3 separate regions of the Mus musculus genome follow, and regions 1 and 2 are each linked to region 3. Evidence: chromatin loops called from intact Hi-C (ENCODE). Cell type or tissue: heart. All regions are shown on one strand. Links, peaks and the distances in the headings refer to the core of each region. The heading gives the core; the rest is flanking DNA.

The links. A loop is a pair of places that touch in the nucleus more often than their neighbours do. Peaks named below come from ENCODE experiments on the same cell type or tissue, not always from the same donor. Only the 100,000 strongest peaks of a DNase experiment are listed, where the experiment ranks them.
Region 1: it touches region 3 in a loop (2.4-fold over the local background); 2 of 42 quality-filtered maps call a loop at or near these places.
Region 2: it touches region 3 in a loop (7-fold over the local background); 6 of 42 quality-filtered maps call a loop at or near these places.

The regions. Positions count from the first base shown.
Region 1 is chr19:34,721,816-34,728,888 of GRCm38, reverse strand. All of the region lies in intron 1 of Slc16a12 (solute carrier family 16 (monocarboxylic acid transporters), member 12), which reads left to right. Among named protein-coding and RNA genes, the nearest start is that of Slc16a12, 22 kb to the left of the region's middle. In heart, for the core only: no CTCF peak of the experiment used is centred there; DNase peaks (open chromatin) are centred at 3,248 and 4,078.
Region 2 is chr19:36,079,377-36,086,449 of GRCm38, reverse strand. Rpp30 (ribonuclease P/MRP 30 subunit) reads right to left here and starts at 2,734. Exons shown (of 11, transcript NM_019428.3): 1 at 2,632-2,734; 2 at 1,329-1,384. The coding sequence starts at 2,713. In heart, for the core only: a CTCF peak has its summit at 3,360 (motif pointing right); DNase peaks (open chromatin) are centred at 2,399 and 2,739; H3K4me3 peaks cover 1,939 bases; H3K27ac peaks cover 1,258 bases; H3K27me3 peaks cover 497 bases.
Region 3 is chr19:34,671,087-34,678,159 of GRCm38, reverse strand. It overlaps Slc16a12 (solute carrier family 16 (monocarboxylic acid transporters), member 12), which reads left to right. Exons shown (of 7, transcript NM_172838.4): 4 at 733-876; 5 at 2,774-3,353; 6 at 5,465-5,724. Among named protein-coding and RNA genes, the nearest start is that of Ifit1, 34 kb to the right of the region's middle. In heart, for the core only: no CTCF peak of the experiment used is centred there; a DNase peak (open chromatin) is centred at 4,459.

The DNA.
Region 1 (7,073 bases), core at 1,403-6,402, 51 kb before region 3:
GTTGATCTCAGTGTCTATGCAAAGCTGACAAATCTGAGGCGTCCTTTAGTGGAAGTTAAACCAGCCCCATTCTTTAAGATTTCTGTGAGCAGTCATGCCCCAGCCTCCAAGTGTACATATCATGTCTTAGTTTGTTTTGTTGTTACTGTAACAAAGTGCCCAGGACTGGAAGATTTATAAAGGAAGTGCTATAACACCGCGGTCTGATAGGGTACCTCGGGCTGCAATATAACACAGAGCAGAAGGGAAAGGAGAAAAGGGATCATTAAAGAGGCCAAGTGTATGGGTGGCTTCATTTTATACAGACCTCTCCTTTTATACATATAATGTAGTTTTATGGGGTTTAACCAACTCCCATGACATGAGAATTGACCCCTTATGAAGGTAGTGCCCTGTGACCTAATTATCTTCTACCAGACTCCATATTATAATGGTACCAACTGCCAATACTGTAGCACCAGCTTCCAAGTTCTTAGCACATGAACCTTTTAGAGGCAAGTCTGGATCCCATCTCCCTCTTGTGATCTAGTCCAGTTTATCTACAAAGTATTCTGATGGTCTACTTTTAAAGACAGATTTATCATAACTTATTCATATTGACCTGTTTATGCTAGTTTATTCCCCTGTGGCTTGTAACACAGTACCACAGACTGAGTAACTTTTAAGGGAAAGACAATGATAGAAGTTCATACTTCTGATCCATAGCCAGGGGCTGATTTTGGTGAGTGGCCTTTTCTGAACTCTAAGAAGTTCCTGTACCTGCCTACTCAGATCCTACAATAACTTTTAACTCTACCTTGACATAGTAAGGTGCCCACAGAACAAGTTCTCAGCCTCACAGATTTATACATGTCCAATGCTATTCCTAGGGAAATGTGAATAAAAGTCTACTCACCCCAGAGAGGAAAACAACACAAACCAAAGTACAGATACCATCAGAGTCCACCGTGGTGAACCCGTTTATTTTGGGTGTATGTTACTTACAGGAGAATAGATGAAGAATTACTATCAGGAGCAGAAGTGACTCAGACAGTTACTTCACCAAAAGCCCACTCCAGCTCATAAAAGCCCGAAACCTGCACCAAACTGCACAGCCTGCAGGTAGTTCAACAGGTGAAGCATCCTTTCCAGGTGGTCCAGTTGGTCTGAGCATCTTCTAGGCAGCTCTGTTGGTCTCTGTCCCCCCAATCCCGAGGCGGCTTGGCTGATCTTCTGTTTCTTTCAGGTGACTTCACCTGTCTCTTCTAGCATCTTAGTTTATCTGAAAGAATCTGGCATCTGTCTTTACAGTTTATATACAGTTTACATACCAGAAGAAGGAGTCTAGTGATTCTGGTCAGTTTCATGGACTTCCTAAAGCTTTTGAGTTGTTTAACTTCCAGAGCTTAACAAGCTTCCCAGCAGAATGGAAAACTTTACCTCCCATGAGAACATCCTTTTGTTTCACTTCCTTTGTAACATCTGGTATCTTCAGTTCCCTCAAAGATGAAAATTTTGAACTCAGAGAAACTGCTACAGGAGGGATGTGTGGCCTCCCTTTGAGCTCAGCTTTGCATCTATGCTTTGAGCAGTCTGGCTGCAAGTCAGAGTGTCCAAAAGTTCTTGCCTTTGCTTGTGTGCTAAAACAGTTCACGGGTGTAGGACAATGCTTTGCTTGACTATGTGAAGAGTTTACCCCAAAGGATACATTCAAGAATATAGACCATCATCTAATTGAAAAGATAGGGTAGGGTACAGTCAGGAGCTCAGGATGAGCAGGCATGTCCCGGGGAGATATGGAGTTGCACACTCAACTGATGTGTGTGGATGGACTTTTGGGTCTCCTTCTCCCCAGATGGTGTCTTTCTACAGTTTTATAGAGGCATGATTACTTAGGCATGGTCGATTAAATCATTAGTCTCTGCTCATTAAGACACTCTTCAGACCCTCTCTCTTTCCAGGGTTAAGGGTGGAGTGTCTAAGTATATAGCAACCCTCCAATCACATAGCTAATTCTTCTGGCAGCCAGTTCCATTTAGAGCTTCCCCCCACCCCCAGGAGTCTCCAACCAACAGTCACCTCATTAACATGCAAGAACTTATGGTTTCCAAGATCTTTGTTTTCTTAAAATGTCAAGTGTTTTAAGAGTTGCATGCCAGGAAACCAGGGCAGGGACCGAGTATAGTTTTCTTATTATGTCAAGAACAGATTCATACTGTTGTTATGTATTCCTTATCAGTATCCATCTCTAGAGCCTTTTTATGTTTTCAAACTGAAACTCCATACACTGGCCCCATTCCCTTCTCTCTCTCCCTCCAACTTCTGGCAACCTCTGTTTTACTTCCTGTATGTATGACTTTAACTGTTGCAGACACATCACCCCCTTGGAACCATGCAGCCCTTTTTCCTTAGCCCCACCCTCTAAGCTTCACTTGTTTTGCAGCCTCTGTCAGCATTTCCTTCCCTTTAAAGCTGGTCACATGGTGTGCAGAGAACACATTCTGTCCACCCAGTCACCTGTCAATACACATTTGGGTTGGGTGGCTTTCACTCTGGGCCAATTAGGAATAGTGATATGGTGAACATGGGTGTACACATGATGGTTTGAGGGCCTGCATCTAATTATTGGAGGGAAATTGCTGGATTCTATGGAAATTCTCTTTATAACATCTTGAGGATGTACCACAGTGTTTTTCACAGAGACCACACCATTTTACAACCTTATCAGAAAGATACCAGAGTTACAATTCCTCTACATCCTTACCATCATTTTCTTTTGCTCTTACAATAACCATTGTAATGCACTTGGAGTTACAATTTTACCCTTTAAAAGTTATATTTAAACACACGTGTATAAAGATAAGTAAATAAGTAAGATTTCTCACATATTTCCTACAAATAATGACCAGTTTATTGTTTAAAATTTACCAGTTTATTGTTGTTATTGTCATCTTTTTACTGTATTTTCTCCTAGTCTTGCCTTAGACATATAACATGCCTATAACATGGCCACGGAAAGTGTTCTGAATTGGGAGTCTAGTGCTTCCTTTCCAAAGCTGACGGTTGCTCCCCTTCACTCTAACAGGACCAGTTTCATGAGGCCCAACCTGCATTTTATTATTTATGCTGCTCAAGGCTAGCCTCAGGTGCTCCTGTTTTGGGGGACTTCTCTGATCAGTAAAGCTGAACAGAGGTCCCTGGCAGTAGATTAGACCACTGACATGCAGATCAGCTTGACACACTTGCCTCTTTACTGCCTTGTACATCTCCACTGCTTTCTCTATCTTTAGCACGAAGACCTCTCCTTTCCCGTTTGTTCTCTTACCACGGTTTGTCAGGTCACCTTAGTTGACCGCAAGAGGAAGGGAAGCGTGCTTCCTGTTCTGTAAAACTGTGTGCTCTGTAATTTTCCAGTAAGTTTTAAAGCCCACAGCAAATGCTTGTCTCAGCTTAAACAGCAGCCATGATATAGTGAATTGAAGGGGAAAAGGCACAAAAAATATTTTCATGGAGCTAATTACTACCTCTTAAAAAGTAAAGATTGTCATCACATTGACAATAGAATTCGGGTTTTCTGGTAGCCATTGGGATAGATGACGTGCAGGCTAAGCAGGTGGATTAGAAAGTTTTGTTTTGTATTTGTCTGCTAGGGAGTTTGATGGGACTAGTGTCTAGTCAAGGGCCATTTTATAACCAGTAAATTGACTTTATGAGATTTACCATTTTGATCGATCTTCAGCGTCATTTTCTGAAATGAGTGTTTGCTTTTGTTACTGTGGCTGAGATATAACTCTGGCTTAACTCTGTTTGAGAACCAAGAGTATGATGCTCACTGCATCCAGGCTGTGGGGAACCATGTGACGTGGTGCCATTGTTGCCTTTGTTCAGATAAGGGAGGAATCGAGAGCTGATGACTGCTTGCAGGGAAGGAGTTGCTATAAAAGATCAGCTCAGTATCGGAATGGGCGAGGCAAGTTCATCTCTATCGTTTTCATCATTTTACACCTAAGCAACAATGTCTCTGCTTCTTTCTCCTCAGCATTTCCTCCCTGGGTTCAGATTTCTCAGACTTTCCATGCAGAAGCGGCTGATGCCTGCAGGGCTTGGCTCTCTGTCTCCTTCCTCCTTTGTGCTTCCTGCTTTCAGACACAGTGGGTTATCCAGCTCCACAAATCTTCCCAGGCATTCTGTTCTTTCCCTTTACAGTAGTCCTGGCTAGCACAGGTCTTAGGGATCCAGATGTGGTGGCCACAGTGCAAACTCCATTGGCAGCATCCCTGCCACTCTTACTGTGGAGTTTTGCTCATCAGTTACAGAGGGTCCTCAATTTATGAAGATGTTTGACTTAAGTGATGATTAGTGATGATTGTCAACTTGCAAAATCTAAAATCACCTGGGAGATGGGCCTCTCAGATCATCAGTGGGAGACTGTCTTGATTATGCTAATTAGACTGGGAAGACCCACCACTGTAGGCAGTACCATTCCCTAAGCAGGAGACCCTGAACTGTATAAGCCTGGAGGAAGTGAGCTGAGCCCTGGCCTGCATTCATCACTGCGGACACAATGTGGCCATCTCCTTTAAGATCCTGGTGCTTTGAATTCTCCAGCGGAACGGACTGTAACTTAGAACTGTGAGCTGAAGTGAAGCCCTTTCTCCCTTGTGTTGGTTTTTGTCAGAGCATTTTAACACGACAACAGAAAATAAACTAAGACAACTTATGACTAGTTTCAAACTTTGAAATATCATCAAAGTGATATATATTTGGTACAAGCCATAGTTCAGATTGTGAATTTCAATCTTGTTTTAGGCTAGCGATACTCAGTAAGGACACTCTTACGCTAAAAAGTGGTAGTGAGATGCAGCTCTCAGTCAGCTGCATGATCTTGAGGGAGATTAATCCATACTCCACAGTGTTCTGGGTTCCTGTGTTACTGGCACACACAATACCTATGCGTGTACATAGGAGACGTTGAACACTTGATTATGAAGTAAGCTCTATTGCTAGATTATTTTGCCCAGCTGTAGGCTGAACATTCTGAATATGAGGTAGGCTAGGTTAAGCCATAGTGGTTCATAGGTTAGGTATAGTAGAGGTTTTGTGATATTATTTGCTCTCCATCCACCCCCAACCCCCACCTCCCTTTTCTTTCTCTTCCTTCCTGTCTTTGTCTCTTCTTTTGTATGCTAGGATAGGATTTTGCCACTGAACTACACCTCCAGTCCTTTGACTTAAGGATCTTTTCAAAATGTGTGGCTTTATAGCTTCATATGTGGAGGAGCACTGTTTCTTGACCTACGTGGCCCCTAGGTTGGCTTTAAGTCATTACCAATGACAAGTAGTCTGGTCTCTATGTAGATGTAGGAATGCACATAGACACGTTCTTACTAGACCTTTCCTGTTTCCTTCGCCCTACAATGTGCAGTCATTTCATGCTTCATCTCCTTCAAGTACACGTAAGATGCAAAAAGTCTTGAAGAAATTATCTTACAGGCCAGTGGGGGCAGGGGCAAGGGTTACAAAGGCCTTTTATAGTTTGGAGTGGGATTGGTATATCCACTGTGGATTAGATGACATTAACCTAGGAGTTCTCTCTTTTGTCAAAGGGAATTGCTTCTCTTTTTTTTTTCACTTTTCCAAAATCAAACAAAGCTGTTTGTACATGATGATGCTTGTTGAAGGCTCTTTAGTTTAATGGAACATTTTTAAAATAAATGAAAACAATGCAAAGATATAGAAGCTAGTTACACACACAAAAATAAGTCTTCTGATACATTTATTACATAACTCAATAGGATTTGTCCTATATGAAGGAAGTGTTACACTATTCCCTTGGAGGAAATGATGTGTTTGCATGCGTGATGTGAATGCCACAGCTTGAATGTTGTCAGAGGACAGTTTTGTGGCGGCTCTCCTCTGTTTCCAGCTTTCCTTTGGTATTGAGGATCAAACGCGGGTCATCAAGTTTGTTCAGCAATCTTCTGTGCCCACTGAGTCATCTCGGTGGCCCCAAAAGAGACACATGAAGAGAGAGCTGCCTGGCACGAGGTGACTGGCTCTGTGAAGACAGGGAGAAAGTACTACAGACTGAGGAAGAGTGACTGTGAGAGCCTGAGGCACAAATGAGGTTGGCACATTCTGAGAACAGAATGTCTGGAAAGCTGTGTAGTGTAGGTGGGGGACAGTGACAGGCGATGCTTGAAGCTCTGAAGTAGGTCAGGTCATTCAAGGCACACACACTGTAAAGAGACTAAGTGCTCTTCTCAGGGCAAGGAGGAAGTCACTAAAGCTGTAAGCAGTGATGTGCTGTCCAAATTCAGTGCTGTTTTCTCCCTATCTTTATGTTTTTGCCCCCAAACCTATTCTAGGAATGTTGTTAGGACACTGATTGTAAGTCACAGTTTCTCCATGCAGAATTGAAGAAAACGCTGCTCTGTGCAAATCCCAACGTCAGTGGTATTGGTAGAGACAGTGTGCCTAGTCACCATGGAGTCTAACATCCATGTGACCTTGGGTTAGCTACCGACTTGTGTGTCTGCTTCCCCATGTATCCAATGGCCCTTGTTTGAATGCCAGGTATTTAATGGCACTAGAAGTTTCAAGGGTCTCTCTACATCTCTCACACCTGTGTTTTGGCCGATGTGAATATTTATCTCTCGTGGCATGGCAGAGATTGTGTGGAAAGCCTGTCTTTATTTCACAAAGCTTCATATGAAACTTTGGCATATGAAAGTCCTGCCTTCACATCATTCTCAACATTTACTGTTGCTACTTTTCGGAATCACCGTTTGTCAGTCTGGTGTGACTGGGGAAGGAGATGTCTTGTTCTGAGCATGTGAATGTAATTAATAGACTTTATCATTCTAAGGATGCTATTGTTAATTATTTATAGTCAATATTTTTATTCTTTGAGACTTTGACTCATGTACACAATGAAATATATTCATAGCCACCCCTATTCCACCCCCCCCTCAAACTGCCCCTGGATACTTTCTAAAACATCTCTCCCAGCTTTATGCTGCCTACCACCATGGCCGCCTCTTTCTCTTCCTTCTCCGTCTTTTAAACAAACCATTAAGTCCAATTAATGCTGC
Region 2 (7,073 bases), core at 1,447-6,446, 1.4 Mb before region 3:
GGATCTCTGAGTTCAAGGTCAGCCTGGTCTAGAGAGTGAGTTCCAGGACAGCCAGGGCTACACAGAGAAACCCTATTAGGAAAAAACAAAACAACCCTCAAAACCAAAAGCAAATCTTAAAGACAGAAATGACACACATATAGTTGTTTGCCTAAAAAGAAATATACATATTGACAGTCTATCAAGGAGAGAAATCAGTCAATGAGTTCATGAGACCATGGCACAGTAAACAAGATGACATGCTTTCAGTTCATTTAATGGCAATGTACTTTTAAACATCTTTGAAAGTAACTTAGTTAATATAAACGCAACATTAGGAATCCTTATACTACATTAGAATTTTTCACAAACAAAACAAAAATCATTTGTATATGTTCAATTGCTAAAGTAAATAAACACAGGGGTTTTTTTATATCTAATTTTTTAATTAGGTATTTTCTTCATTTACATTTCAAATGCTATCCCAAAAGTCCCCCATACCCTACCCTCCCCCACTCCCCTACCCACCCACTCCCACTTCTTGGCCCTGGCGTTCCCCTGTACTGAGGCATATAAAGTTTGCAAGACCAAGGGGCCTCTCTTTCCAATGATGGCCAACTAGGCCATCTTCTGCTACATATGCAGCTAGAGACACGAGCCCTGGGGGTACTGGTTAGTTCATATTGTTGTTCCACCTATAGGGTTGCAGAACCCTTTAGCTCCTTGGTACTTTCTCTAGTTCCTCCATTGGGGGCCCTGAAACACAGGGTTTTTAAGAAATATAGTTGAGGGTTGAGGATACAGCTCAGTTGGTACATGCCTTCTAAAATCCCTAAGGCCTTCCCTATGAGCCTGTAATCTCAGCACTGGGAAGGCAGAGGCAGGAGGCCATCATCCTTGGCCAGAGTGAGACATATAAGACCTTGCCGCAAAAGAGAAACATGCTTAGGATGAAGGATCCTTGAATGACCACAGAAACACATCTCTGTCTATTTCTATGATGGTGTTTCCACCCTGAACGGGAGCTGTGCTACTTCACGGGTTGGGAGCCTGAGCGAATTAACTAAAGAAGGAGGTGAGCGAAGCCCCAACATTTGTCTCTTTCTGCTTCATGACTGAGGAGAAGCTGTGACCAGCCACTTCACGCTCCTACTGCCATGATGGACTATACCGTCAGAGGATAAGCAAAATAAACTCCTCCTTCCTTAAGTTGCTTTGCAGGTATGTGGTCATAGCAACAAGAACAGTTAACTAGTACACTTGTCTCTAGATCCATATTCCCAACACAGACACAAGGATTTATAAACACTTGTATTTAGCAACCAGTTACATGAGAAATTCTACTTTACCCGTTTCTTTTCCTTAAAGTCAACAATGTGATTGATGGCAACAACTGAGTATCCCACTGAAAAGAAAAATAGATCATTTAAAAAATATACTTTCTTGTTCACAATGATCATATTGATAAGAGATTCAAGAGTCTGGCATGACAATAGGGATGTAGCTAAGTGTCAGGATGCTTGCTAGGCATACACAGAGTCCTGGATTCAATTCCGAGACCTGGAAAATAAGGGGGTGGGGTAGGAGGCAGATCCTGAGCCCTACTGTTTATTGTGACTTAAGGTGAAGTTTCAGGTTCTTCACCTGTCCCATGATGTTAACAGCAGACAGGACTTTCAAGTGTCATGAAAATGAAGTGAAACAGCACCAGTATTTTAGAAGAGTGCACATATTTAGCTGCCACATTTAGAAGCCAGGCACATATTTAGGCTGTGGTTCATATTAACACAATGCTAAAGACTCAAGTTTTATGTCTTTCTGTCACCTTTGTTATCATTTCTTTCTTCTGCGATCCCCCTCACATTTGCTCCCTTTCCTACGGAGCAATGGAGTGATGACTCCCTCACATCTCTTTTGAGGTACTCTACAATAACAGACGAGGGACACTACAGGCTTGTCTTACCATCACAACAGACAAGTGCCCTGTCCCCAATACATTTAAATCACGACTCTTGTCTTTAAGTTGCCTAAAATACTGACAGGATAATAGTGTATTAATATTAAAAGAATAATGCATGGTAATGATAAAATAGCGGCCCTTCGTCTTCCCAGTCAGCCCAATAACGCCCTACTTTCCTTCCTCTCGAAGGGATTTGAGAATCTATTATTTGGCAGGCCCTATGCCAGGTGAGAGCTCACATGATCAACGTTCATCCTTAAGGCACTTGAGATGCTCGAGAGAAATAAGGTAACGCCCTTCCCATTCTCTAAGCTCCCACAGCAGTTCCTGCCCGAGACCCAGCTTTCTGTATTTGACAGATGCCGTGTGACTCAAAAGGGGCTGATACCAAAAGCACTGGCTGAGGGGACCAGTCCCTGTTCCTATCATTCATCAGCTCGCAGGCTCCATGCCAATGCCTCGACCCCTTAGGCCTCCGTTCTCTCCCTCTGCACGAATGACTGGGCAAACACAAACAACAACAGCTTTGTCAAGAGCCCGAGTTTCTCACCCAGGGGATCCGGGTGATACTGCAGCTATTCTCTGCCTTTAGGGACGTCAGGCAGATCACACGAGAGACCGGAATGGGGCCTGAAAAAACTACCAAACAAAGCTGGATGGTGTGGGGGACAGAGCCAAGCCAGTAGACTCACGGTGAGCAGCAGTCTCCACGAGTCCGCGCAGAGCCTTCAGGTCTGAGCCCGCTCTTAAATCCAAATCTGCGAACGCCGCCATGCTGACATCCCAGGAGCACCCGCGCGCCAGTCTGCGCAGCCGCCGTGTTGTCCCTCAGGCATGCTGGGAGTTTTAGGTTGTTCCTTGAGCTTTCTGGGATTTGTAGTTTTTCTTTCTCAGTCGTCTTGGGTCGTCTTGCAGAGACTTTCCTATTCCCTAGAATCCAGCCAAAGTTAGTGTGTTGGGACCTATAGCCTTACTTATTCATAATTTGAATGGGAATGTTTTGGTACTCTCTGATGGGGCTCAAATCTCCCATGCTCCTACCATACAGCAATGCAAAGTGACTCATTTTAAAGGCACCCATAGAGCATACCGATGTCAAGCAGACATTTCTAAGGTCTTGAAGCCTGTTTAAAGCTCTGGGGAGCCGGGCGTGGTGATACACGCCTTTAATCCCAGACCCGGGAAGGCAGAGAGAACTCTGAGTTTGAGGCCAACCTTCTTTATACCGAGAGTACCAGGCCAGTCTGAAATACAGAGTCTCAAAAGTAGTTAAACTAACAAATAAATGAAGATACATGGGAAGTTATTTTTCTTTCCTATTTCCACAGTACATTCCATTCTTTGAAAGTGGCCTTTTTGAAGTATTTGGTCTGTGGCTAAGATTATCTAAACTCTTTGGGCTAAGACAATCCGTTACAGACTACAACCACAAGATGGCAGAGTGCTCTCAAAGCTGATGGTTTAGCGCCAACACATCCTTTAGCCAGAGGACTGACTGGGAGGGGCAAAAATGAAAACATGTCTTACAATGTTTTTCATGAGAAACATACACATATCATTTGATGTTTCTACTTTTAAATGACCCTTTTAAAAATGAACTCTTTAATATTGACAGATCAATTATTCAACAACATAGAACACGATTTTTAATCTACTTGATGTAGAGGGCCAGTCCTTTACCCCTCTCCATTCAGTCTTTAGTTGCCTAGCATGCGAACCCTTCTGCGCATTACTAATAAGCAGCTCCAGCCTCGTGCAACTCAATAGGACTTCTGAACTGCTGGTCTCTCAAATAAGAAAAGTCCACTTCTCATGAGCTTGTCCGTTGGGATTATACCAAAGTGATGGAAATGTTTAGAAGCATTTTCAATTTCTGTACTAATCACAAAGAATATGGAGTCTTCTCCATCTGACCACACTACTGTAATGATCACTAATTTCCTACAAATTTCTGAAAGATGATGATGATGGCGGTGGTGGTGGTGGAGAGGAGGAGGAAGAGAAGGAGGAGAAAGAGGTGGAGGAGGCAGTAGCAGAGGTGGTATTATTAGTAGCCCAGGGTGGACTTAAATCCACAATCATCTTGCCTCAGTATCCTTGGTTTTGGGATTACAGCTGAGCACTGCCACACCTATGTTTGGTTAATTTTCATAAATGATTGTTTCCAATACTTGATATTTTCCAAGAACAAAACAACAACAAAATAATGTCTGCAACCAGACCAAGGCCGTACAAAACAAACCCCTTGCTTTCATCAGAATGTCTAGTTCTAACTTTTATAGTAGTAGAGAGATGTCTTCATACAGGATCACAAAATCTAGATTGGTCAGTCGAGTAGCCATTGTGTAGTGGACCTAAATAAGAATTTTAGTTATTTGATATTAAGGTTAGACTACAGAGGGCATAATTCTTTAAGAGTCATGGTGATGTTACTGTGGTCTTCACCTTTTAGATTCCCTTTGTTCTGAGTGTTAGCATTTCTTCTAGGCTCCTCCTAACAGTTACCTAGCAACAGCCAGGTACAAGCCTGGCTTGCTATAAAAGGGCTCACTAAGGCACCCCCTCCCACTGCACCATGATGCTGCATTTCAGAACAAATCACTGAGCTTAGGTGAAGAGGAAAGGAAGGATTAGAAATGAAATGAAATGAAGAGATAAAAACCACTGAGCACTGCACTGCGGCAGAGCATCTGCCAAGTACTTATGTGTGCATCTTGTTAATTTTCAAAGCAAATAAGTATTTTTTTTAAACCAACATCTACCTTTTTGACATTTGAGCTAGTGAATGCTTCAGCAGTATAATGGTGGATTGAAGCATTTTGGCTCAGGAGCTGCCTAGTGTGTTGTCTCCTGAGAAAAGCCAGTAGGGAGGACAGTTGTGGATGGTATGAGGAGAGAAGAGGAAAAGAAAAAAGGGAGGTTAAGGAAGGAGAGAGGAAGCAGGGAACGGGAAGGAAGGGGAAGGAGGCAGGACTGGGCAGAGAGAAAAGGATGGGAAAGAAAAAAGTTCAAATGTTGGCCTGAATGGGTGGCAGAGGCCTCAAGGATGCAACACTTGAAGAAGACCTTAGAAATTGCTGAACGGAACACAACTGTATGTTTTGCTGATTTAATTCTAACAGGCAAGTGGGGTGATGGTTGATAGTGATGGTGGTTCCTGTTTTCTGGGGCTCTAGGAGAATGGCTACTAAATAATTTTCTCTTCCATAGTGGAACTTAGTGTCAGGTCCATCAGAAACTGGGAACAAATGTCTAACTCCGATGCCAATCAGCACACAAAGCATATGATGATGGCTTCCAGGTTCTCTCAGTATCTCAAGTACTTGTTACAGAGTTCATGCTGGCTGGCATCCTCCTCTCCTTACCCTGACCCATACCCTAAACTGTTCCAGCTCATGGGCTTCTCTATGATAGAGAATAACAAGTTCAAAACTTCAACACCATTGTATTGAAAGAATCCATGAGGAAATCACTTCAACTTGTAATGTGTTCGTTTGTGAAATGTTTCCTGTTGGTGAACTTGCCCAAGATAGATAACTTTGCAGAATGGGATAGTTGAGCAAATCTTAAGAAACTGCCTATCCTTGTAAATTCTACTGCCTCTGTTGTTCTTGAAAGACAGTGGGTCCTGGGAACTAATCCCAGTGATGCTTCTGTTAGAACTGCTTGCTTGCCGGAGATGGCTGAGGCATCTACAGGGTGTCTATTGTAAAAGGCATGCAGGATGAGAAGTAGTTCCACACCCCTAAAGCCTCATGGCTTCTGCCATTATAAACCCAGGGTAAATACGGATAAGTGCTGCATTTTGAGAATCCTCGTGTAGACCAGGCACCAGTATACAATAAAGCCTCTCATTTGTTAAAATTTATTCATGGTCATGGTGAATCTCTGAGCAACCCCAGACCCATAACACTCTTCCACCAGCTTCTTATTCCCATATAACCTTGCCATTTTGGCCATACACATTCTCTTTGCTCTCTTGGTCATTTTGGCCCTTTCTCTTCTTTGCTCTCTTCTCTCTCACTCAATCCCTGTTTCCTCTTCTCCTGGTCCAGTTCAGTTTTCTAGCCATGTTTAATCTACTTTCTTTTCCTGCTCTAGACTCTTCCAGATGCCTCTAACTTTTCTCTTTCTCATATCTATAATAAAAACCTTCCCCTCAACCATGCCTTGAGGCAGTCATAACCTCACTTTAGACACTTAGAAGATGGGGCTTTTGCATCCAAAGTAGCCTTTGATATCTTAGCATCTCCAAATATGTCTAAATTTGTGTGTTGAGGGGGAACAGGAAAGAAATACTGGGGAGTCTCAGCAGAGCAAGAGTCCCCTTTTATGATTTGAGGGTCCTCTTTTGGGGTTCTTAGTTTCATTAATAAAAAAAATTAAGAACAGACACGGATAGGCTGGAGAACAAAGAAAGCAGAAACTCAGCACAATTTATTAGAATTTAAAAGGAGAACCCCAAAGAAGGCAAGCTGTAAACACCACAGCTGCCTGCAAGGGAGGAGAAGGAAAGGAACAAAAACCACACTGCTTAGAATGAAGCAGCATGGAGGTCAGCCACCTGGCGGCAAGCATCCCTAAGCTGGGCAGGCAAGCGTCAGAAAAAGAGCTAGGATGCAAAGAGTACTGGTTAGGGAGTTTAAAGGTTCTGGCTGTTGTATAAATGGTTACTTCCTTAGGAGTCAGGTCTCATAAAGGTAAGCAGACCCAACTGAACCTCAGAGAGGGTCAGCTGGTAGAAACTTCCCTAGCAGATAAAATGCTGGAAAGAAAAGGGTATTTTCACAGTAAGGCCCCTGGTCTGGCAAGTTTTGATCGACCCTTAAGAGAGGAGTCAAGGGCATGTCCACCTAGAGGCAGACTCCAATGTCACTGTCACTGCGCTTCTTGCTTCTTTCTTTCTCAAGCTTCCCTTCTTAGGGTCTCATTTTCCCACCATTATACCCTGTCTTAGTCTCACCTGAAAGGTGAAAGCCAGGATTATCCAAAGATGGGTGGGCTCAGGACCCAGGAAGACCTGGAATTTATTTCAATTTGAGTCCAAAGACAGAGAAAAGCTTATGTCCCAACTCATGGTAGTCAGGATGAAAGAATTCCACAAGATGAGGGACCTCCATCTGCACAGGATCCA
Region 3 (7,073 bases), core at 1,394-6,393:
AACTGATCAAGTTTAACAGATATTCAGAGACATCACTCTTTTGATTCGCCGCGCCCCCACCCCCCAGATGTACTGGCAATAGCATGATTTTTCTCCTTCAGGATAAAAACTCGCTCATTAAGTAACTGTCATCATTACTGTTATGTTGTACAAGCAATACTGTATTTAACATCCTTGAGTAAGTGACATGCAGTTTCGATAAATAACTGGTGCCTGTGTGAAAAACACCCTAGGTCTAGAGAAATGGCTCAGCAGTTGAAAATAGTTAAGAGTGGTTAAAAACACTTGGGTTCAGTTCCCAGTTCCTTCATGGCAGCTCACAACCCTCTGTAAATCCAGTTCTAGGGGATCCAACAAGCTTCCTTATTCCCACTGGCACCAGGCATGCACATGATATACAGGTATGGATGGAGGTAACTACACATGCACATAAAAATAAACTCCCCCCTCTCACACACACACACACTCTAGCCCTGGATGTGCGGCTGTAAGAGAATGAGATAAAAATGTACGAATCTAAGGACACTCAGGAAGTTCTGTCACTGCCCTGCTCCTGTGTAACCACCAAGGGTCACATTTCTTTGGGTCTCCGTTTCCAAAGCTATAAAACTAGAGGGCTGAATCTGACCTTTCAAAGGTTGCTGGCTCTCTTCTCCCTGAGTGCAACAGCACAGTGTTTTCAAGGTATCCCCAAAGCCTTTCTTTCTATTGATCTCTTTGTTGTTTTTGAAGCTCCGCTTGGGAGTGTTGTCAGTAACCAGTTATCCTGTCAAGCGGGGATCATGCTGGGTGGCTTGCTGGCATCTACTGGTTTCATCCTGGGCTCATTTGCCACCAGCTTGAAGCACCTCTACCTCAGCCTGGGAGTTCTTACAGGTAAGCGCACTTTCTTCCACAAGTCTGACCCTACCTTTGTTCAAGTATTGTCAAGACATAAACACAACAGAGATTTATAAAACACTTTTCTTTAGACTCATAATGCGGCTGACTTAGCTTATGGCTACCAACTTAGTAGTTACAGAGACTTAGAAATGTAATTCCATTAGCCTAAAGCCTTACCACATTAATTTTGTCATGCCATGAGACATAACTTTTCTCTCTGGCATTACATATGCCTGAGACTCTGAACTCAGAAGAAACGATAAATTACTCAGCACAATACAAATTTTCAACAGTGGTTGATCTTTCTCTGTCTCTCTTTGTTAAGGAAGACACTGAACACCGTGTTTGGCCTGAATTTTCTGGTCTTTATTATGCTTATTATTATCCAATAAATGGGAACTTCAACTTAGAAAATATAGTACCTTGCCTCAGGTATTCTTATATTTCACATTATTTCTCAGAGTTATTGAAACCCCATTTTAGAAAATAATGACGGATTTTATGGAAAGAGAAGAATGTGTCCATTCCATAAACTTAACAGGACTGCATAGGGTTGGGATGAGGTTGGCTGGTGGGACTCAAGGCACAATAAGTTCATCACAGATATGGGGGTGGAAGGTGGTACCCACTCTTGTCTGGGTACATGCTATGAATTTAGGATGAGTTAGGCCAGCAATGTGTGTAACCTCAGAGTAAGGCTGTGCATCTGCATCTGTCTGCTAAGGACGTTACAGGCATCCCTAGTAACTCATAGGGCCTGGCTGCTAAGACTACTAGGAACTGGTCTGGTTTTAGAACTGAAAGTCCCAGCATCTGGAAACCCATAGATCTGTTGACCGTCTGTATTGCAAATGTGGATGGGTATTGAGAGTGCTTCTTCTGTCTCTTCTCCTGTATTATCAATTATCAATTGAGGTGCCACATATTTTATATCTATCTTTAGATGCATTGAGGTAAATAGCCTACATGTTCTGAAACATAGGCTTGAAGCTCTTTGGGCTTTCTAAGTTAAACTGAGGTAGTAGAAGCCAAAAACCTTTTGAAAGCTTTCCAAACTATTGGTATTTTTCTGAAGGACTTGAGGAATATTTCCAGATTCCATGTTCTTCTGTAATATTCCCTAGTCTATGATATTTCCCTCCTAAATGAAATGTCCTGCAACTTCCCTGGATTTGTATATATTATTTCTGTATAAAACCCGGGAAGCATAGACCATCAAAGATGTGTCTTCTCAGGCAGGGAAGAGGTGAGACAAGTATTCAGCCAGTTTAACCTACAAAAAGTAGGCAGGGGAGATGGAGAGACGGAGAGAGGGGGAGAGGGAGAGAAAAAAAGAGGGAGAGAAGGAGAGAGGGAGAGAGGGGGAGGGGGAGAGGAAGGGAGAAAGGGAGAGAGAGTGAAGGAGAGAGGGAGGGAGGGAGAGAGGGAGGGAGAGAGAGACAGACAGAGACAGAGAGAGAGAGAGAGAGAGAGAGAGACAGAGACAGAGACAGAGACAGAGACAGAGACAGAGACAGAGACAGAGAGACAGAGAGGATGTATGGAAAGGAGTGGGGAGTGGTCAGTTTCTTTCTTCAGCATGTCCCTGATTTTGCTGGGAAATTCCAGCTTAGCTTGAGTAGTGATTTTTTTTTTCAAGTTCTTCATGTCTTTGAGAAAAGATTTCTTTTAGTGTATTCTTCCTAAGGAAAAAAGTCACAGAACTCCTCTCTGTAGTTTGAAAATTACGAAAGAATGGCAGGAAGATTAATTTTTCAGCTGGTTACACAAACAGCTTTAAAGGGATTCCTGGAAGATCAGAGTCTCTTCAGTCTCAGTCATCCGTTTTTCCCACTGCCCGCTCTTGTCCGCTCACGGTGAACCACCATTCACGGCGTTCTCTGTTTCCCAGGTCTTGGATTTGCACTTTGTTACTCTCCGGCAATTGCCATGGTGGGCAAGTATTTCAGCAGACGGAAAGCCCTGGCTTATGGGATTGCCATGTCAGGCAGTGGCATTGGTACCTTCATCCTGGCTCCTGTCGTTCAGCTCCTCATCGAACAGTTTTCCTGGCGAGGAGCACTGCTCATTCTTGGCGGGTTCGTTCTGAATCTCTGCGTCTGCGGCGCTCTGATGCGTCCAATTACCCTTAAAGAGGACCGATCAGTCCCAGAAAAGAATCACAACCGTGAATCTCAGCGAGAAGACTGTAAGCAAGCATCTCCCTATTCACCTTTGACCAAAGAATGTACAGAGACCCGTCTTTGCTGCTCCTTGCAGCAGGAATACGGTTTTTTACTGATGTCAGACTTCGTCGTGTTGGCCGTCTCTGTTCTGTTCATGGCCTACGGCTGCAGCCCTCTCTTTGTGTACCTAGTGCCTTATGCTTTGAGTGTCGGAGTGAGCCACCATCAAGCTGCTTTCCTCATGTCCATCCTCGGGGTAATCGATATTGTTGGCAATATCACATTTGGCTGGCTAACTGACAGAAGGTAAATTCCGGGGCAAAACGCAACTGGCTTTTCCTAGGAGGCTTTAAGTGCCGAGTTTTCCCTGGCTTTGTCACACATCTACATTTGGAGGGGAATGTTGGTATCTAAAGGAGGCTTTTCTTGCTGATTCCTATAGATCAGATGTTAGCAAACTTTTTATGTATGGGGACACATAGAGCAAACATTGTTTGGCTTTGTAGAAGATATAGTATTTGTCATAACTCTATAGGACTGCCATCAGCATGAGAGCAGCTGTGTTCTGATGAGTATCAATGCATACTGAAATGTCTATTTCTATATTTCACCCAAGGTTAGGTTTTTTGTTTTGTTTTGTTTTGTTTATTTGGTTTACAACCATTTATGATGAAACAAGCCAACCAAATGACCAGGTAAGTCACACAAAAGGTTAGCAAGCTAGAGGTGCTCCTAATTTGTCCATTCTTGTTCTAGACAGTCTAGGTTGTATGTCTGTCTGAACTTCACAGAGGAGGACAACTTAAAAGTCCTAATGACAAATTTGATTCCAGCCTAAAGTAAATTAGTCTTCTACTGCGACAACTGCTCTCTGCCTGCTGTGGTCTTAACACATTTTGGATTGTCCCAGGGTTTAACTAGTAGCAGAAAGAGGACCTCACCCCACCCCTCAGGTAGAAGGGTCAGGTGCAATGACACACAATGTCATTAGCCACACACTTAGATTTCAGTGTGAGACTAGAATACTTTCATGATATTGTATGCTTAGAGACTGGATTTATAGGAACTCTACAGCAAATAATTAATTACCTGTTTGGATTGGAGACTTCTGATGGCGCCTTGGGTGAGGAATTACTTATGTTTGAGTCATGAGCTAAGAGAGCTATCATCTAATGGCTTCTCACAAGTTACACTTTAGTCATTAATCAGGATCTGACTGGGATTCTCTAGCATTATTAATATAATATTTAGAACAGATTCCACTTGTTTTCTTTTGTGCCTCGCTGGTGATAAAAGCAGCAACTCATATGCTGGACAAGCTCACTCAGCCGTGCCCCAGCACTTCCCACCTTTTAAATTAAAGACAAAGGAAGGAGGAAGGGTGGGGCGATGTCCGCTGCACAATGTTGACTCAGGGAGAAGCAACTTGTAAGTCGAAGGAGGCGTGGCTAGGCACAAGACCTAAATTCTTGTGCCAGTTCTACCCTTTGTTAAAATCACCTACTGCTGAGATTCTCCAGGGCCTCCATCTGTCAAGTAGATGTTGGAGGCTTATGAGAGGAAGCATTTGCAAATAGGCAGAGCTGGCATTCTACCGTCTTTCAAATATTATATTATTATATTATATTATTATATTATAGATGGAGGTGGAGTTTCAGAGAGGAAATGGAGTGGAAGACCACTGCGGGAGTCTGGATGTAGGACTTTATCCTAGATCAGACAGACCTTCGTCACTCTTACACTTCTTTTTACTGTCTTCATATCCAGTCTCAGCAATGTATGATTGCTTGGGCTGTTGAGCATGCGAGATGTGCTCGATACCAGTGACAACCTTATCTCGAAGCACTCACTATGGTAGCTGCCTAGAAAATTGTGGCCTCAGGTTTACATATATTGAGGTGGCTAGTCTCGTTTTATGATGAAAGGATTTTACATTAGAGTTACGCAGGTAGTGACACTGCAATCTTGTACATATTAGAGCAACACCATACTATGCTTCCTGCACACATACATTCATGTATATATGCCAGTAGAACAATCAGAGGATAACAGGAGCTGGCAAGATGTGCTAGCAGTAAAGAACACTTGCTACTTTTGCAGAGGAATGGAGTTCAGTTCCTAGCACCCCCACTGAGAAGCTCATAGCTTCCTGTAACTCTAGTTCCAGGGAATCCAATATGGCCTCCATGGTAGCTAATGCATATGCTCACATACACACATGCGTGCTCGTGTGTGTGTGTGTGTGTGTGTGTGTGTGTGTGTGTGTGTGTGTGTGTACGTGCGCGCGCGCGAGTGTAAGATAACACAAATAGGAAGGCACACACAGCTGCGGTGTTTACAGTTGCGTGACTCTGTTCAAATATCTCTTTTATGGAATCTGAGTATCCCATACTCATTATGGCTCTTCACATTTGTAGGTGTCTGAAGAATTACCGATATGTTTGCTACCTCTTTGCCGTGGCACTAGATGGGCTGTGCTATCTGTGTCTTCCAATGCTTCAAACCTTCCCCCTTCTTGTGCCTTTCTCTTGTACCTTTGGCTACTTTGATGGAGCCTACGTTACCTTGATCCCGGTCGTGACTGCAGAGATAGTAGGGACCACCTCTTTGTCTTCAGCACTTGGCGTGGTCTACTTCCTTCATGCAGTGCCATACTTGGTGAGCCCACCCATTGCAGGTAAGTTTTCAAAGTCTACTAGCCACTGTCACTGTACTGATGTAGAGGAAGTGAACCCACACTTCTGTGTACAGCTCATATACCAAAAATAAGAAAAAGCTTCCGAGTGAGTCAGGAAAGGGTGAAAGGTTGTAGGAATGCAAAAGGGACCAAAGAACTATGGTCCTACCCACATTCTGCCTTTATAATCTTTTTCCAACCAAGTAAGGATGGTAGCTTGCATGGAAAATGGAAGTCCCAAGTTAGGGTCTTGGTTCCAGTTTATGTTAAAGATAGAAGTAAAAGGATAGAACATTTGCTCCAGTTGTAAGTAAGTAGGGCACCATCAGAAGGAAGTCTGCTACCAAAACAGAGCAGTGGGTAGTGAGGCTAAAAGGAGACGTGAAGGTATAAAGACACAGAGAGCCAGGTGGAGGGCAGGGCTCTCTCTGTGTTCTTCGCTTATCATTTGTACATACCAAATGTTGGTAATGGTCAAGTTTTCATGCAAACAGATAATGACTATAGCATGTTTTAGAGAATACCACCTAGAGGTTTACAATAGAGGAAATTAAGATTCTACCTTAATGCAAAGTAACTACTTTGTCCCTACAGAAATCCACATACAAATCAGACCATAACAAGAATATGTGCAGGGGGGTATGGATCATGGGAAACTGTAAAGTGAGAATTAATTTTTCTACTCCACTTTGATTTTTGGATTTGAAGTGGGTGAAAAGTGAAGCTGTATACTTTCCTGGTGGATTTTCTCCACATACAAATATTTTGAGGAAAAATCTATAGCTGCTCCTTGCCAACTACAAACCAATTGCCTACCAGAGTAAAACTTTACCCACCAACTCTCTGATCCTTGTGACCCATATTTTCCTATCACAAAACACAGTGCTCCTCACATCTTTGTGATTGGCATAGATATTGGGATTGATATACTGCAATAGCAGCAGAAATAAAAACAAATTATAGATTGTGGCCTCCGGTATATGCATTTAAAACAACACACAACATCATGTTGTGCGCATGATCTTAACCAAAAGGCCAAGAAGCAATGTCCGAGAGTCCAAATTTTCAAATAAGGTATGGTTGAGATCAGTCTTCCGTTGACAACTGGACACTGCACTAAAGTCTATTAGGTTGCTTACAGTAGTGTGTGGGTTCTGGGAATCCTATTAGCATTTTGTATGTCCACTTATCCCCTATATCACTGATCCCAACTTCAATCACTTGAATGATGTTTAAAGCTACAGACTATGAAATACAATCTTCATCTTTTTAAACCAGATTTCATGGAGTTAATAATCACTAATATTTATTGTGTGAGTAGCAAAGACAGAGGCCTCTCTTAAATCCTT